2 separate regions of the Homo sapiens genome follow, and region 2 is linked to region 1. Evidence: read pairs that join two places in POLR2A ChIA-PET (ENCODE). Cell type or tissue: PC-9. All regions are shown on one strand. Links, peaks and the distances in the headings refer to the core of each region. The heading gives the core; the rest is flanking DNA. Region 1 overlaps ANKDD1A (ankyrin repeat and death domain containing 1A). Region 2 overlaps PLEKHO2 (pleckstrin homology domain containing O2).

What was found. Peaks named below come from ENCODE experiments on the same cell type or tissue, not always from the same donor. Only the 100,000 strongest peaks of a DNase experiment are listed, where the experiment ranks them.
Region 2: POLR2A ChIA-PET joins it to region 1 with 5 read pairs; 8 of 35 experiments call an interaction of 5 or more read pairs at or near these places.

Annotation. Positions count from the first base shown.
Region 1 is chr15:64,947,316-64,956,340 of GRCh38, forward strand. ANKDD1A (ankyrin repeat and death domain containing 1A) reads left to right here. Exons shown (of 15, transcript NM_182703.6): 13 at 89-278; 14 at 2,526-2,657. Among named protein-coding and RNA genes, the nearest start is that of SPG21, 38 kb to the right of the region's middle. RefSeq lists enhancers at 1-151, 152-652. In PC-9, for the core only: no CTCF peak of the experiment used is centred there; a DNase peak (open chromatin) is centred at 3,866; H3K27ac peaks cover 1,100 bases.
Region 2 is chr15:64,852,498-64,861,522 of GRCh38, forward strand. PLEKHO2 (pleckstrin homology domain containing O2) reads left to right here. Exons shown (of 6, transcript NM_025201.5): 3 at 2,424-2,540; 4 at 7,397-7,501; 5 at 8,980-9,025. Among named protein-coding and RNA genes, the nearest start is that of PLEKHO2, 15 kb to the left of the region's middle. RefSeq lists an enhancer at 1,343-1,911. In PC-9, for the core only: no CTCF peak of the experiment used is centred there; no DNase peak of the experiment used is centred there.

The DNA of each region.
Region 1 (9,025 bases), core at 269-8,268:
TAGGAGGGTCATAGGGGCCTCGGCTCGGCACTGCCCCTGTCTGGGATCATGAGGGAGAGCTTCTGCACTTTTGGGATCTGCCCCACAGGACCACCCCAGTGATCCCTCTGGGAAGAGCTTGTCCTTTAAGCAGGACCATCGGCAGGAAACACAGCAGCTCCGTTCTGTGCTGTGGCGGCTGGCCTCCAGGTATCTGCAGCCCCGTGAGTGGAAGAAGCTGGCATATTCCTGGGAGTTCACGGAGGCACATGTCGACGCCATCGAGCAACAGTGGACAGGTACCACCTTGCCTCTCCTCGCCCTAAGCAACCATTGGGCGGAGGGGTGGGACACCTGAAATGTGTTCAGTTTTCTGTGCTTCTGGTGAAAGGGCCTGTGCAACCCACAGCCTGGTCCCACACTGTCCAACACACCTGGTGCTCTGTCCCTCCTCCAGGCCTCTGCACAGGGTGCACACTCTGCCTCTCCCCATTGATTGTGAATTTCACATTCTTCACCAATCAGCCCAAACTGATACCCACTGTTTATACCTAAACTAAAACCATTCTTGGTAAAAAGAAGAGGGCCTGCTGTTGTCACTATTATTCAACATCTATATGGAAATTTTGGCCCTGGTACTAAGGTGTGAAAAGGAAATAGAAATAAGGAGTGTAAATATTGTAAAGGAAGAGAGAGACTTATTGATTTCAGATGGAATACTTAATATACATAGGACGTCCAGAGGAATCAACTAAAAAAATCTTAGAATTAATCAAATAATTCAAGGAAATGGCTAAATATAGAAAATATACTAACACCACAGAACTCCTATGAACCATGGCTAAATGGGCAAAAAATATAGAGAGAGAATCTTTTAAAAGAGATTCCATTTACAATGGTGTGTGTGTTTCATCTGGAAAACCTAAAAGACAAATACAGATGACACATATGAATAAAACAATAATGGTTCAACTATAAAAGACTTGTGTAAATGGAATGACATTCTGTATTTGTGGCAAGAAAAAGTATCATATAAATATCAGTTTTTCTCCAATTAGATTAAAACTTTGATCTAATTTTAATCAAAATAGGTTTTTGAAACTTGACTGAAGTATTCTACAATTTGTCTGGAAGAATAAACAGGGATATAAAAGTGAACATTCTGGGGGAAAACAATAAAGGGGATCTAACCCAAGCAGACTCAGCCTTTTATAAAGCCAAAATAAAATTAACATAAAGAGATATCTGGATCAGGCATAGTGGCTCCCACCTGTAATCTCAGCACTTTGGGAGGCCAAGGTGGGCAGATCACCTGAGGTTAGGAGTTTGAGACCAGCCTGGCCAACATGGTGAATCCCCCGTCTCTACTAAAAATACAAAAATTAGCTGGGCATGATGGTCGGGTCCTGTAATCCCAGCTGCTCGACAGGCTGAGGTTTAAGAATCGCTTGAACCCGGGACACAGAGTTTGCAGTGAGCCGAGATCCCACCACTACACTCCAGCCTGGGGGACAGAGTGAGACTCTGTCTCCCAAAGGAAAAAAAAAAGATTCCTGACACAAAAATATGCAAATTGACATTTGCATATCAATTTGGGATAGAGCAGAGTTCAAAAGTAAACGCTGCTACGGATAAGAACTTTCATATATGATAAAGAAGCACTTGTACATTACAGTGGCGGGGGCAGAGATAGTTAATAAATGGTGTTGAGACTGCTGGGTCAAGCGGAAGTGCCACCACACCAAGGGCAGTACCGTGAGGACATGCCTGCTGAGGGCCCCAAGAGGGGCACGGAAGGTCAGAGGGGCGAATGGAGTGACCTGGACCTGATGGGCGTGGCCCAGCATCTGTCTGTTTCCACAGCACTGGAGAGCCAGCTGAATCACAGCCAGCTGAATAACATGTTAACCCCATGCCGTGTGGGCAATTATTTTCCAAACATGGTTGTATGTTGGAACCACCTGGGAAATTTTGAAACCGTTAAATGCCTAGGCTGCACCCAGTCCCAGGTACATGAGAATCTCTGGGGGTGACATGGGCCCTAGGTGTTTCCAAGGAGCAGCTGAGTCTGAGAACCACTGGTGCAGGGGAAAGCATGGCCAGCTCCATCTCTGACTAAGCTGTATTCTCATCTGTAAATTAGGACCACTATCATGCAAGACACAGATTATTTTGAGCAGCCAGAGAGGTGAAGTATACAATTTGTGCATCATGGTACCACAACGATGAAAGTCAATTCTTTCTCCATTCAGAGTGACACCAACAGAGTGCATAGTGGGTGTTCAGGAGAAGGCCTGGGGCTGGGGAGGTTCTAGAGACCAAGACACAAACCCTTCCCTCCCCATCTGAGAGGCTGCTCCTCCACTCCCCTTACCTATCTCCAGGCTGAGCTTGGCTGGAGCATGGAGAAGGGCCTTGGAGGCTTTTGGCCTCTTTCCCACCTGGGCATGTTCAGGAGGCGGTGCAGGGTGGCATAGACAGGCGCTCTGGTCAAGTGGCCCCATTGGCTCCTTCTCCCTCTCTCTCTCCTCCCTCACTGTTCTCAGGCACCAGGAGCTATCAGGAGCACGGCCACCGAATGCTGCTCATTTGGCTGCATGGCGTGGCCACGGCTGGTGAGAACCCCAGCAAAGCGCTGTTCGAGGGCCTCGTGGCCATTGGCAGGAGGGACCTGGCTGGTAAGAGCGTACTCTGCTGGGCTGCTTCTCAGGAGCTGGGTGGCCCCCACTGGAATGCAGCAGGGCCCTCCAAGGGCTGCTCAGACAAGAATGCTGTGATGCTGGCTCTAGGCCTTCCAGATTCCTACCCCTAGCCCTGCCCTCTTTTCCCTTGGGCAAACTACAGTGCCTCCTGGCCCTGGTTTCCCCATCTGTGCAATGAGGGTGTTGGCCCAAACTGAACCCTGTGACCTTCACAGCCCCGGAGCCAGTGATGCTGTCCATAATCTCTTCCTTACCAGCCCTCTATACCTTGACATTTTTTTTCCATTTTGGAATAAGCCTGGAACCACCTCCAGACTTTTTTCACAAACATTAAGACATAGGAGCCAAAACTGACTTAATATGAGTTGAACCAGTCAAATCTGGTCAAATAAACCTTCTGAGGTCATCACAACTTATTTGAGTATGCCAATCTCAAAAGCCTGATATGGGATTCAGTGTTCTGTGGAATCATCAGACAAGCAGGATAGAAGGTTCTAGTACTAATCCCTCATTAAAAACAAAATCAGCTCATGATGAAAAAGCCTTAAACGCTGTGATACCCACTGACGTGGTACATAATGGGGCAACCACAGAATGGGGCACTAGGCAGCCACTGATAGTTGTGAAGTCTCCATTAGATATGAGGCAACAAAGAAAACCACTCCTGACATATTTCTAGTATATTGCTGAGGGAAATGTTTCTAGCATATTATTGAGGGAAAAGAAAGGACCGCCCCCCCCCCCCCCCCCCCCCATAGCTGCTATAGGCAAGGTGGAAAAGCTAAGACTCATTTCAGGGTAGAGAGATTAGGGACGCTACCTTTCTTTCCCCAAAATGTTCTTAAATATAGTTGTTACATCTTTTAACACAAACTGTGGCATGCAATTAAAACATAAAACCAGTCCTGTGAGGCAGAGCTTAGGCAACAGAGGAAGTAAGATTCTTGTTTTTAACAGAAAATATCAGGAAGAAAGCAAACGCAGCCCCGAGTGCCCCCAGGAGGTGCACAGCCATGTAACCGGAGGGGCCAGACCTTCAGGCACGTGGGACCTCAGCGTGTGGAGCCACCTGAACAGAAGATGACCATCATTTAAGGGCTTTTTAAAAAATCACTGTTAACAGACCTCCAGGTGATTCTACTGAAATGCACAGTCATGCAGAGCCCAGGAGGCAAATGTTTGTACACTGATCTTTTTCATGAGGATGGGTCCAAGGGCCTGTAATCCCGTCCAACAGGTATGGTCCTTTTGAGCTCTTGGCACACTTTGTTTATTTCTTCTTCTTTTTCTTTTCTTCTTCTTCTTCTTCTCTTCTTCTTCTTTCTTCTTTCCTCTTTTTCTTTCTTCTTTCCTCTTCTTTCTTCTTCCTCTTTCTTCTTTCTTTTTCTTTTCTTCTTCCTCTTTTTTCTTTTTTCTTTTCTTCCTCTTTTCTTCTTTTTCTTTCTTCTTCCCTTTCTTTTCTTTTCTCTTTTTTCTTTTCTTCTTCCTCTTCTTTTCTTCTTCTTCCTCTTCCTTCTTCCTGTTTTCTTCTTCCTCTTCCCTCTTCTTTCTTCTCTTCTTTCTTTTTCTTTTCTTTCTTCTTCTTCTTCCTTTTCTTTCTTCTTTCTTCTTGTTCCTTATTCTTCTTCTCTTCTTTTCTTCTTCTATCTTCTTTCCTTCTATCTTCTTTTTCTTTCTTTCCTTCTTTCTTCTTCCTCTTCTTCTTCCTTATTTTCTTTTTCTTCCCTTTTCTTCTTTCCTCCTTCTTCCTCTTCTTCCTTCTTTCCTTTTCTTCTTCTTTCCTTTCTTCTTCCTTCTTTCTTTCCTCTTTTCTTCTTTCTTCCTCTTCTTCATCCTTCTTATTCTTTCTTCTTCTTTCTTCTTCCTCTTCTTTTTCTTTCTTCTTTCCTTCTTTCTTTTTCTTTTCTCTTCGTCCTCTTGTTCTTTCCTCTTCTTCCTTTCTTTTCTTCTTCTTCTTTCCTTCTGCTCTTCTTTCTTCTTCCTTCTTATTCTTCTTTCTTTTCTTTCTTCTTCCATCTTCTATCTTCTTTTTCTTCTTCTTTCCTCTTCTTTCTTCTTCTTAGTTCTTCCTTTCTTCTTCTTCCTTCTTTTCTTCCTCTTCTTCCTTCTTTTCTTCTTCTTTCTTCTCTTTCTTCTTCTTCCTTATTCTTCTTCCTCTTTCTTCATCTTTTTCTTTCTTCTTTCCTTCTACTTTTTCTTCTTCTTCTTTCCTCTTTCTTCTTCTTCCTTCTCCTCCTTTCTTCTTCTTATTCTTCTCCTTCTTCCTTCTCCTTCTTTTTCTTCTTCCTTCTCCTTCCTCTCCTCCTCCTTCGTTCTTTTTCTTTCTTCCTTCTTCCTTCTCCTTCTTCTTAGTTCTTCCTCCTTCTTCTTTCTTCTTCCTCTTTCCTTCTTTTCTTCTTCCTCCTTCTTCTTCTTCTCCTTCTTAGTTTTCTTCTCCTCCTCCTTTCTTCTTCTTAGTTCTTCTCCTTCTTCCTTCTCCTTCTTCTTCCTTCGTCACCGTCTTCTCCTTCTTCTTACTTTCTTCTTCCTTCGTCTTCTTCTCCTTCTCCTCCTCCTTCCTTCTCCTTCGTTCTTCTTCTCCTTCTTTTCTTCTTCTTCCTTCGTCTTCTTCTTCCTCCTCTCCTTCTTCGTCTTTTCTTTCTTCTTCTCCTTCTCCTTCTTCTTCCCCTTCTTCCTTCTTCTTCTTCCTCTCCTTTTTCTTCTTAGTTCTTCTCCTTTCTTCTTTCTTCTTCTCCTTCTTCCTCCTTCTTTCCTCTTCTCCTCCTCCTCCTTTCTTTTCTTCTTCCTTCTCCTTCTTCTTTTCTTCTCCTTCTCCTCCTTCTTCCTCCTCCTTCTTCCTTTCTTCTCCTTGTCTCTTCTCCTTCTTCTTTTCTTCTCTTTCTTCTTCTCCTTCTTCCTTCTCCTTCCTTCTCTTCTTCTCCTTCTTCTTAGTTCTTCTTCCTCTTCTTCCTTCTCTTTCTTCCTCTTCTTCTTTTCTTCTTGTCTCTCCTTCTTCTCCTTCTTAGTTCTTTCTTCTCCTTGTTCTTCTCCTCCTTCTTCCTTTCTTCTTTCCTCTCTTTTTTCTTCCTCTTTCCTTCTTTCTTCTTCTTCCTTCTTATACTTTCTTTTCTTTCTTCCGCTTTCTACTTTCTTCTTCCTTTTTTCTTCCTTTTTCTCCTTTCTTCTTTCCTTCTTTTCTTCTTTTTCTTCTTCCTCTTCTTATTCTTTCTTCTCCTTCTTTCTTGTTCCTTATTCTTCTTTCTTCTTTCCTCCTCTTTCTTCTTCTTAGTTCTTCCTCTTCTTTCCTTCTTCCTTCTTTCTTCTTCTTTTACTTTTTTCTTTCTTCTTTCCTTCTTATTCTTCCTCTCCTTCTTCTTAGTTCTTCTTTCTTCTCCTTCTTTTCCTTTCTTCTTCTTAGTTCTCCTTTTCTTCTCCTCCTCCTCCCTTCTTCTTCCTCCTCCTTCCTTTTCTTCTTTCTTCTCTCCTTCTTCTTCTTCCTCTTCCTTCTCCTTCTTCTTTAGTTCTTCCTCCTCTTCCTTCTCCTTCTTCCTTCTTCTCCTCTCCTTCTTCCTTCTCCTTCTTTCTTCCTCCTTCTTCTTAGTTCTTCTTCTTCCTTCTCCTTTTCTTCTTTCTTCTCTCCTTCTTCTTCTTCTTCCTTCTTCTTCCTCTTCCTTCTCCTTCTTTTCTTTCTTCTCCTTCTTTTCTTCTCCTTCTCCCTTCTTCTTTCTTCTTCTCCTTGTTCTTCTCCTTCTTCTCCTCCTTCTTCTTTCCTCTTTTCTTCGTTCTTCTTCCTCTTCCCTCTTTTCTTTCTTCTGCTTTCTTCTTCCTTTTTTTCTTCTTCCTTATTCTTTTCTTCTTTCCTCTTCTTTTCTTCTTTCCTCTTCTTCCTCTTTCTTCTTCATTCTTTCTTCTTCCTCTTTTCTTTCTTCCCTCTTCTTTCTTCTCTTTTTCTTTTTTCTTTTCTTCCTCTTCTTCTATTGTTTCTTTTTTTCTTCTTTCTTCCTCTATCTTCTTCCTTTCTTTCCTTTCTTCTTCCTTCTTTCCTCTTCTTTTCTTTCTTCTTCCTCTTCTTCTTTTCTCCTTCTTCTTTCTTCTTCCTCTTTTCTTCTTCTTTCTCCTCCCTCTTTTCTTCTTCCTTTCTTTTCTCCTTTCTTCTTCCTCTTTCTTCTTGTTCCTTATTATTCTTTCTTCTTTCTTTTCTTCTTCTTCTCCTTCTTTCTTGTTCCTTATTCTTTTCTTCTTCTTCTTCTTCCTCTCCTTCGTCTTCTTAGTTCTTTCTTCTTCTCCTTCTTTTCCTTTCTTCTTCCTTCTTAGTTCTCCTTTTCTTCTCCTTCTCTTCCTTCTTAGTTCTTCCTTCTTCTTCCTCCTCTCCTTCTTCTCTTCTTCTCCTTCTTCTTCCTTTTCTTTTCTTCTTCTTTCTTCTTCCTTCCTCTTCTTCCTCCTCTCCTCCTTCGTTCGTCGTCTTCTCCTTCTTCTTCTTCCCTCTTCTCCTTCTTCCTCTTTTTCTTCTTCCTTCTCCTTCTTCTTCCTTCTTCTCCTCTTTCTTCTCCTTCTTCCTCCTTCTCCTTCTTCTTTTCTTCTTCCTTCTCCTTGTTCTCCTTCTTCCTTATTCTTCCTTCTTCTCCTTCTTCCTCCTCCTTCCTCTTTTCTTCTTCCTTTTCTTCTTCCTTCTTCTTCTCCTTCTTTCTTCTTGTCTCTTCTTCTTCTCTCCTTCTCCTTGTTCTTCTCCTTCTTCTTCTCCTTCTCCTCCTCCTTCTTCTTCCTTCTCCTTCTTCTTTCTTTTTGTTCTTCTTTCTTCTTCTCCTTCTTCCTTCTCCTTAGTTGTTCTTCTTCCTTGTTCTTCTCCTTCTTTTTGTTGTTCTTTCTTCTTCCTTCTTCTTCTTTCTTCTCCTTTTCTTCTTCCTTCTCCTCCTCCTTCTTCCTTCTTCTCTTGTCTCTTCTCTCTCCTTCTTCTCCTTCTTCTTGTCTCTTCTTCTCTCTCCTTCTTCTTCTCCTTGTTCTTCTCCTGCTTCTCCTCTTCCTCTTTCCTTCTTCTTCCACTTCTTCTTCTTCCTCTTCTTCTTCTTTCTTTCTTTCTTCTTCTTTTCTCTTTTTTTTGATATGGAGTCTTACTCTGTTGCCAGGCTGGAGTGCAGTGGCGCAATCTTGGCTCACTGCAACCTCCACCTCCCAGGTTCACGCCATTCTCCTGCCTCAGCCTCCTGAGTAGCTGGGACTACAGGTGCCTGCCACCACACCCAGCTAATGTTTTGTATTTTCAGTAGAGACGGGGTTTCACTGTGTTAGCCAGGATGGTCTTGATCTCCTGACCTCGTGATCTTCCCCAGGGATGGGGTGTTCCATCTTCTGCCCTGTCCGGCAGAGTAGCTGCTTGCCACCTGAGGCTGTCATGCACCTGAAATGTTGGCTAGAGGGACTGAGAAGCTGAAATTTCTTATTTCTCATTATTTGAAATTGCAGGCACCCATAGCAAGTGGCATCCATGGTGCTTGGCTTTGAGGTGCCAGGCAAGCACAGCTTGTTCTGGGGCTTGGCTGTACCAGCAGGGGGATGTGTTTCTGGGGAATTGTGGCTCTGGAAGCTTCACGGTTTCCCAGAATGTGGAAAATATATCTGTGCAGGATAGAAATCCTGCCCAGAGGCTGTTTCTGTCTCATTTGAGCTCTCCTTCATGTGGCAGAGCTGGCTGTGGCGTTTAGGAGCCTACATTTTAGAAAAGCTTACCTCAAAGTTCTGCATTGAGCCTGAGACTGGAAAGGAGATAAAATAAAACAGCTGACAGGAGCTTTGGTAGTCACACATGCCTGATGGGGTGCACAGGGCCACAGTCTCTGAAAGGCAATTTGGCATTGTCTGTCCACAATATACTTTTATCCATTGGTCCAGCAATCCTACTCTAGGAATTTTTCCTACATATAAACCTGTATGCATACAAAATGATAGACATACAAGGTTATTACTCTGAAAAAGCAAAAGATTGGAAACAAACCAAGTGACTGGCTACAGGGGACTGGTGAAATAGAGTATGTTCCATCCACACAGTGGAATTCTGTTCAGCAGTGAAAAAAGGATGAGAGTGCTTTCCAAGTGTTGTTATGGAAAGAGCTCCAGGATAAATTAAGTGGAAAAAAACCCCAAGATACAGGTACATTAAACCGAAGGAAATTGGTTCAGAGGATAGCTGCACCATTTTTAGAGAAAAAGCTTCCTTTCTCTCTTCACCTTTTGCAGGTGATGTATTTTTTTCTTTGGATTCCTTTTTTTTTTCTTTTTTTTTGAAACAGTTTAGCTTGGCCGGGCGCAGTGGCTCATGCCTGTAATCCCAGCACTTTGGGAGGGCAAGGCGGGCAGATCACGAGGTCAGG
Region 2 (9,025 bases), core at 1,026-9,025, 94 kb before region 1:
CCTGAGGTCTGGGCCTTGCACCCCAAGAGATTGTGGTATAATTGGTCTGGGATGTCGCCTGGGCATTGGGGTTTTTAAAAGCTCCCAGGTGCCACCAAGGCTGAGAACCTCTGGTGTAGAGCAGTGGTTCTTTTTTTTTTTGAGAAGGAGTCGCCCTCTGTCACCCAGGCTGGAGTGCAGTGGTGCTATCTCGGCTCTCTGCAGCCTCCGCCTCCTGGGTTCAAGCGATTCTTCTGCCTCAGCCTCCTGAGTAGCTGGGACCACAGGCTCATGCCACCATGCCCAGCTAATTTTTGTATTTTTAGTAGAGACAGGGTTTCATTATGTTGGCCAGGCTGGTAGCAGTGGTTCTTAACTGTTCGCATCCAGGCCAGGCTTGGTGGCTCATGCTTGTAATCCCAACTCTTTGGGAGGCTGAGGCAGGTGGATCACTTGAGGTCAAGAGTTCGAGACCAGCCTGGCCAACATGGTGAAACCATGTCTCTACAAAAATTAGCCGGGCGTGGTGGTAGGCACCTGTAATCCCAGCTACTCGGGGGGCTGAGGCCGGAGAATCGCAGGTACCCAGGAGGCAGAGGTTGCAGTGAGCCGATATCATGCCACTGCACTCCAGCCTGAGCGACAGAGTGAGACTCTGTCTCAAAAAAACAAAAAACAAAAAAAATTCGCATCCATCAAAATCCCTGGGGGCTAGTTAGAACGCAGATTGCCAGGCCCACCCTCTTAGGTGTAATGATTGAGTGGGGATGAGGCCTGGGGGTTTGCATTTCTTTTTCTTTTTCTTTTTTTTTTTTTTTGAGACAGAGTCTCGCTCTGTTGCCCAGGCTGGAGTGCAGTGGAGCGATCTTGGCTCACTGCAAGCTCCGCCTCCTGGGTTCACGCCATTCTTCTGCCTCAGCCTCCCAAGTAGCTGGGACTACAGGTGCCCGCCACCACGCCCGGCTAACTGCCCGGCTAATTTTTTTTTGTATTTTTTTTAGTAGAGATGGGGTTTCACTGTGTTGGCCAGTATGGTCTCGATCTCCTGAACTCGTGATCTGCCCGCCTCGGCCTCCCAAAGTGCTGGGATTACAGGTGTGAGCCACCGCACCCAGCCGGGAGTTTGCATTTCTAACAAGCTCTCAGGTGGTGCGAATGCTGCTGGCCTAGGTCCCAACCTTGGAGGACCCCTCGTGCAGAGCAACCTACTGCCTGTGACTGGAAGGAGTGTGCTGTGCTGGAAAGGGCCCTGGCCTGGGAGTCAGAGGCTGTGGTTTGAGTTGGGGCCCTGCCCCTTATATTTGGGTCTGTGTGCCTAGGGCAAATCCCTTCACCTCCAGGCCTCATTCTTTCCTTCTAAAATGAGGCAGATATGGGGCTGCAGGCTTTCAGGGTTATTGTGAGGTTCAGAGACTCAGGGATGCAGAAGTGCTCACTAAGTGTCAGATTTCTTCTGTTAAACATCAGCAAGGGTTTCCTTAACTTTTTGGCCCGTCCCAGGGTGGTGTACCCTCCCCCACCAAAGGATCTGCTTCTGCTTCCCTGGACTCTCCTGGATGACAGAGTGCCACACCCAGGAAGTTGTTCCAGTTGGGTCTTCCCTGGAAGAGGACCAGTTGACCACCACTGAGGGAGGAGCTTTTCCCAGGCAGCTTGCTGGACAGGCACCTGATGGGTGGAGCCTGTGGAGAAAACACTCAAATGTCAGGAGTGGTGGGCAGGAAGACAGTCTGGCTGGTGTCCAGAGATGGCCGGGAAGAGGCTGGGCACTGTTCTGGCCACTGGCCCTCCTAATGATGAGGCCTCCGAGTGGTGGGGTGGGGATGGGATGCGCTTCAAGGAGCCCTTGCCTGTTGCTTGTATGTAGCCTGCAGCCTTGGATGAGGTGCTGCTCTCCCAAGCCAGGGCTCCGCAGGGGGTGATGCTGAGTGAGGAGCACAATTCAGGATGGCTGTGCTGAAGGCAGGGCATGTAGCCCCAAATTTGCCTTGTTCACACTTCCCTCTGGCTCTTCCTGGAAAGTCGTTGTCCCCCGTCCCCATCCCACTCCCTGCCTGCCATTTTGTGGCATCCTGCATTCTTCTTCTGGCTTTCTCTTCCACAGATCTCTGCCTGGCCTCTGGGCATGGCTGGACCCCAGACAGCCTTTTCTTATCCTCTCTAGCTTCCCCTCTGTTTCCTCCTCTGGCCTTAGGCACATACGCGCCTCTGGGCTATGTGCCCATCTCCCATCTGGATGGGGAGCCTTGTGGGCATCCCTCCAGCCAGCATGCACTTGCCAGGGTCTGGACACCACATCTTGGTGACTGATTGGCAGCCTGAGGTCCTCCCTCTAACCAAGTGATGTCCTCGCTGAGTGGGATCAGGGTCTGGGACATGAGTAGTTGAGGGTGGTGGTGGGTCTGACTGTCACCAGCTCATGTCCCTTCTGTCTCCCTCCCCAGGATGATCAGAAGTGTGTGGAGACTGTGGAGCTGGGCAGCTATGAGAAGTGCCAGGACCTTCGTGCCCTCCTCAAGCGAAAACACCGCTTTATCCTGCTGCGATCCCCAGGGAACAAGGTAGGGCGATGCCTGCTGCTGCCCCATCTCCCTCTAGCCCAGAGTCAGCTTGGGAGGCCTAAGCAGGTTTAAGGCAGGCCTGGCCCCTTGAAAAAGCCTGTTTTCCGTTGCGTGTGGCTGAGGCTCAGCCCTAGCAGCCACCATAGGTCAGACCTTTGCTCATTTTGTCTCGGAATCTTCCAAGCCCCTAGTTGATAAGAGATGCACTTAGGGCTCTGTTGAGAGACCTCTGCTCCCCTTTTCCTCTTGCAGGCCCAGGGCCTCCATCCCAGGCTGTAGTTGGAAAGTAGCCTTTGGGAGGTGGGGCACTTGGCTGTACCCCAGACCCTGGGGGAGGCCCAGGGCTGAGGCAGGAGAGCTGTGGTTGAGGCCTCCACCCTGCCAGGCCTCAACACCGTGATGCAGCCTGGGGCAGAGGGGGAGTGTGTGGCCTCCCTTCATCCCAGGCCTTTGTGGGTGGGCCCACCCTGGACTAAGGACTAGGAGGCCTGCAGCCCCCCAGCTTTCCTCCCCTTGCACTTTCCTTTCTTGGCTGTAGCTGGGGAAGGTCCCTGGCTTGAGAGAGTCTTTCCCTGGGACATGCTGTGTGTACAGATGAAGTTTGCTGTTTGCACCACATTTCTCTGGCGGGGAGTCTGGTGGGTGTTGACACATGGTGTAGCTTCACAGATGTCAGGAGCGAGTTCAGATTTGAGGCTGGCATGCACAGCACCTCTCGCCAGCTTGCACCCATCTGCGGCTGGGCCATTCCTTGCCTTGTCCTCTGCATGTCATGTGGAGCCTCGCAGAATAGGGCTGAGTCACAGAGGCTGGGAGTTGGGGAGCAAGTCTGGTCTGGGCCTGCTGGAGGCCATTCTGTTTCTCCCCCAGCTTTAGGGGATAGGAGCCCAGTCCTCTGCAGACCCTGAAGACCACAATGCTTTACTCATTGACCCTTTGTCCTACTGTGCAGGGGGTGGGGGCGCAGAAGCAACCAAGATAGCAGTGGAGGGGGCTGTGGAGCTGTGATACTAGGGAGCTGGAAGTGTATCCCAGGGTAGCGGCTGGTATAATTATAGTGTTATGAGGGCTCATGGGACTGGGCCCAGGTTTCACTTGACATCTGCTGCTTAGGGCTCTTTGAGGACAAAAAGAGTCACATTTTAATCTTTTCAAGGCCTGGAGCCCCTACCCTGTCCTGGAGACCCACTTCCTTCCTGAGTGGGCACTGTATATGTGGATGTGTGTTTGAGAGAGATGAGATGCAAAGTATGTTCTGTGTGAAGATCTGCCACCTGTGTGTCTGGCCCTTATGTGTGTATCTTTTTTTAATGCAGGTGAGTGCTCACCTGGCCGTGTGTCTGTCTGGGTGTGTGTCTTAGTATGCTATGTGGATGTGGGGTGGAGGGGGACCTAGCCTCTCTGGCCTCTGCCTGTGCTGTTCTGTGGGCCATCTCTTCCCCAGCTCTGAGAATCAGCTGGTGATAGACTAGGTGGGCTTGGCTCAGCTCAGGGTGGGACATCACCTTCAGAGAAGCCTGTTTGTGCAGCTGTGTTCTCAGCTGCTTCAGCCAACACCCTCCCTACCAGCCCCCAACCCTGCAAGAATTTAGGCTGGCTCTGAGAACAGGACAAGAATTTAGGCTGGCTCTGAGAACAGGAGATGGGGCTGTGGAGCAAGTGGTGGGTGCTGCGGATGAAACAGTGCATCCTGGTTCCAGCTCAAGGGTCCCTGACCCTCCCCACCCCAGGAGCTCACACAGATTGGGGCTCTCCAGAGGTCAGTTGGTGGACCTGGCCCAGGGCACCACATTCCCACATCCTCTCACCCTCCTTTCTCAGCAGCCTGGGTGTTCCCCGTCCTCAGTGAGGCCTCCAGCCGGCCAGGAGGTCACATGACCCTGGCTGTCTGGTCCTGAGGCCGCCTTTTTTCCCCTCTAATCAAATAAACAAAGACTCCAATGTCTTACATGCCCCTCTCCCCCTGCTTCTCCAGCCCCACACCCCTGCCCATGAGGTCACAGGCAGACGCTGCCAGGAAGCAGGGTGGCCACTGCTGGGCCTTGCTGCCCTGCTGGTCTCAGCCAGCTTGGCCCTTTCCTCTTTCCTGCCTCCTCTCTTCCCCTCCCACTTTTTTCCTCTCTGCCATTTTGTCCTTAACCTTTTCCCAGGCCTTGTGGGCCTAGTCTGTGGCCAGTCCTGTTAGCATCTAAGCTCCTAGCAGTGCCTATGTCCCTGGGGCTTCTTGGAAGTTCTCAGGGCAGGGACCTGTACAGCCTGTGGCCCTTCAGGATGGTTTTTGGGGAGAGGCACAGCTTCTTGGTATTCTTATTTTTTGAGACAGGATCTCACTCTGTCACCCAGGCTGGAGTGTAGTGGCATTATCTCAGCTTGCTGCAACTTCTGCCTCCTAGGCTCAGGTGATCCTCCCACCTCAGCTTCTGAGTAGCCGGGACTGCAGGCACACACCGTCATGCCTGGCTAATTTTCATATTTTTTGTAGAGATGGGGTCTCACTATGTTGCCCAGGCTGGTAACTTCTTGGTATTCTAATTGTTTCTATTGTGGTCATCCTTGTGGAATGCCTGGCTCGTTCAGCCAGATACAGGGTTCCTTAGGAGGGTGGAGCTGGGTCCTGTTTAACCTTGTCTTCCTTCTCCTGTGGGAGCCTTTTGGCTTGCACAATAGGTCTTCTCTGAGGCCATTTCTGCTTCTCACAAGGGAGCAGAAGAGAGCCGAGGCAGCCTGCTTCAGGTGGGCTGGGCCAGTGGGGAAGGAGCTGCAGTTTGGGCTGGGTCCAGTGGTTCTGTTCTTGTCCCTTTGAGGTCCAGAGTAATGAAGCGAGTAGAACTTGGTAATCTGACTTCTAGGCCTGCTCTTCTCTGGCCTCCTCTTGTTCCATTGGCTCCTGAGTTCAGCTGTACACTTTTCAAGCTCCCTGGATGCTAAATCCTGTACCATGCAGGGGTCACACCAGCTCTGAGCCTGTGAATAGGAGGAGCAGCTGGGTAGAAGGGCTGGCCCCAGACTCCCTTTCTAGCAGGTCCCGTCACAGAGTTGGGTGGCCTTAGCGACCCCAGATGCAGTGTGGTCTGTCTCTGAGCCCCCAGCAGCCCTGATGGCTGAGCTGAGGCAGTTGCCAAGGTGCCCTGGGGTTTCTGACTTAACTGAAGATCTGCTTCCAGGATCAAATTTACCCTGGTCATGCAAATGAGCATTTGGCTGTGCCTGGCATGGTGGGGGTGGGACCCAGGGCCCTGCATGAGGAGGAGGCAGTGGCAGCCAGGAGGAAATTATATAATGAGGATGCTGAGGGGGCCAGGCCGACCTCGGTGTTACATAACTGGAGAGTGGAGGGAGGGGAGGTACTATCTAACACCAGGGTGGAGGATGGGCAAGCTGGCGACCGCCAACAAAGAACTAGGGCATCTTGAGGTCAGAGAGTAGGCAGTGGTCCAAAAATGGTGAGGGAAGGAAACTTGAGCCAGTTCATTAATTTTTTGGCTCATTCATTCAAGAACTATTTACTGAGCACCTACTATGTGCCAGTCCCTGCTTTTAATCATGTTTAATTTCCCCATCATTGCTTGGTAGTAGGCAGTGTTATCCCATCTTACAGACGAGGAAACAAACTGTTTTGTCCAGAGGGAAGGCAATGGTGCTAATTCCTATTACTGAGTATTCACTCTGCCTAGCTCCAGATTTAGTACTTTAGATATATCTTTTTTCCCTCAATTAAAAAATAAAAAACTGTGGTAAAAAAAAATTTACCATCTTTTCCAGTTTGAAATTGCACAATTCAGCGGCATTAAATACATTCATGGTGTTGTACAGCTATCACCACCATCCATCACATAACTCTCCATCGTGTAAAACTAAAACTCTATGCCCATTAAATAATAATGCCCCATTGCCCCTCTCCCCAGCCCCTGGCAACCACCACTCTCCTCTCTGTCTCTATGATTTTGACAACTCTAGGTACCTCATATAGGTGGAATTGTACAGTTTTTGTCTTTTTGTGTCCAGCTTATTTCACTTAGCACAATGTTTTCAAGGTTCATCCCTGTTGTAGCATGTGTCAGATTTTTCTTCCTTTTTAAGGCTGGCTGATAATCCATTGTACGTATGGACCACATTTTGCTTATCCATTCATCTGTCAGTGGACACTGAGGTTGCTTCCACCTTTTGGCTGTTGTGAACAATGCTATGAGCATGGGTGTACAAATTGGATACATCATTTTAAAAATGATCTTCATGGCTCCATGAGGCAGGTTCTGGTGGTATTCTCTTTTACAGTTGAAGAAACTGAGGCCTGAGGTCAGACACCTGTAAGTGGTGGACTGTCCTGCTCAGAGGCCCTACTGCCTTGTCCACTGCGTGAGGCAGCCCCTCAGTTTCCATGACCTCACTCCTTCCTCTTATTTCCTGTCTGGCCATTGGGCCTGGCAGGGTCAGGGTTCTCTGAGCCACCCTCTGATTCTAACAGGAGCTCAGAGCTCCTACCTGAATTGGGAAAGGACTCATGGGTGGTGTGGGGTGGGTTTGAATGTAGACTGGGGCTATTCCTACTTTTCAGAGTAAACGGAAGCCCAGAGCCCAGGCAGCTGGCCTGGGGGAGTCCCATGGAGCTGGACCAGATCCGGGCTCTTTCCACAAGGCCAGGCTGATTCGAATCTAGACCCAGCTGCATACTGGTGGGCAGTGGGGAGGGCTTCTCTGTGAGATCTTTCCCTTTCCTGGCCCAAAGCCCCAGTGTCATACTTAACTGTGGGGTCATTTTGGTTTGACTTTGGGATCTAGGTAAGGAAGCCTCCTTAAGATGCCAAATGTGAGCTTTGTTAAACATCTGCCATCTACTCCATCCATCTTGCCCACAGGTCAGCGACATCAAATTCCAGGCACCCACCGGGGAGGAGAAGGAATCCTGGATCAAAGCCCTCAATGAAGGGATTAACCGAGGCAAAAACAAGGCTTTCGATGAGGTGCGATGCAGTCTGTGGACATGGACAGCTCTGTGTCTCCTTTCCCACTGCGTGTGATCTAGGAGAGGACCCTGCCCCTCCTTACCCCAGACTACCCCTTGATTATGTCACTGCTATGGGGCATTGTTGTTACCTTCTATAGTCCTCACTACAGCCCCTCATAGTAGGTGGTGCTGTCCTTGTTTTACAGATGAAATGGAGGCCTAAGGAAATTAAGTAACTTGTCTTAAACTGGAAAGCAGATAAGTGGTGGGCTGGAACTAGACTGGTGGCAGCATGCATCCTTTCTAAGCCTGGCCTCAGCTGGAAGCAGCAGGTGGGCCCAGGCCAGAGAGTGCTGCAGAGTGAGCCGACAGCTCCCTTTTCAGTTTGACCATGAAGTCCAGGGCAGGCTGGCTCTCAGCTCTGGGCCTCCCTCTCTGTCTGCAATGACCATTCAGCCCTGCAGACCTCAGCCCCCTGTGCTGTACTGGGGACTGTGGCAACAGTAGCCACAATCTGGCTTGGGGCAGGCAGAGCATCCCATGGGGCCAGGATCTCCTAGGAAGATTTGTCTTTGACATCACGGATCTTTGGTTATTTGGGCTAAAATGGACCTGGGGGCCACCTACAGTGATGCCTTGGATTATGTCAAGGAGCAAATCTTCCCAAGCAAGTCCCCTCTTAATACCCAGGTTCCCCGACTCCCAGCCCATAGCTCCTATGTCGTGTCCTGTGTTACATGTCATGCTCAGCCCTTCACTACCTAGGGGAAAAGTGTCCCCGTTCCACGGGAGAGGGATGATGGGACATATCATAGATATTGGGGGAGGCCATAGGAGCCATGGGCTGGGCCTCAGCCCACTGAGGGACAGAGGGACAGAGGGACAGAGACAGCTGGAGTCACATGTGGGCCTGAGCCCCCACTCCCCATCATAGGGCCAGGCTGCTCCAGGGTTCTGAGTCTGGACCTCCCATGTGACTCTTACTCTGAGACTTCCCAGCCAATCCTGACCCCTTCTGTTACCCTCAGAGAGAAGATGCTGACCTCCAGGCTCCCAGACTCAAGGGGCAGAGGCCCTGCTCTCTCTCTGGGCTCTCTCCAGGGGTCCTGGGAGGGTGGCAGAGGCCAGGGCAGACCTTTTCCAGAAACCAGGTACCAGGGGAGCATAGGCTGCTTTCAACCTTCTCTCCTAGCTAAGCCCCAAAGCCACCTCAGGGCTGCTTATATATTTGTGATATACTCAGGGGCAAGGGCCGATGGCCCATATTTGGGCAGGAAGACTGAGGCAAATGGCAGCTGCAGAGAGGGAGAGCCTCAGACTTTGCAAGAGACTCCAGGGGCATTGCAGAGTTAGAGAAGCAGAGGCCAGGGCAGGGAGATTCCCAGAGAGGGCAGCGGTGGGGCACTGACCCTGGCTCTGAGCCAGGTCCGCCCTGGCTACTTCCCACACTCCCCAAGGCTTGGCAGGGGCTGATCTGGTTCCCCCTCCCTCCAGGTAAAGGTGGACAAGAGCTGCGCCCTGGAGCATGTGACACGGGACC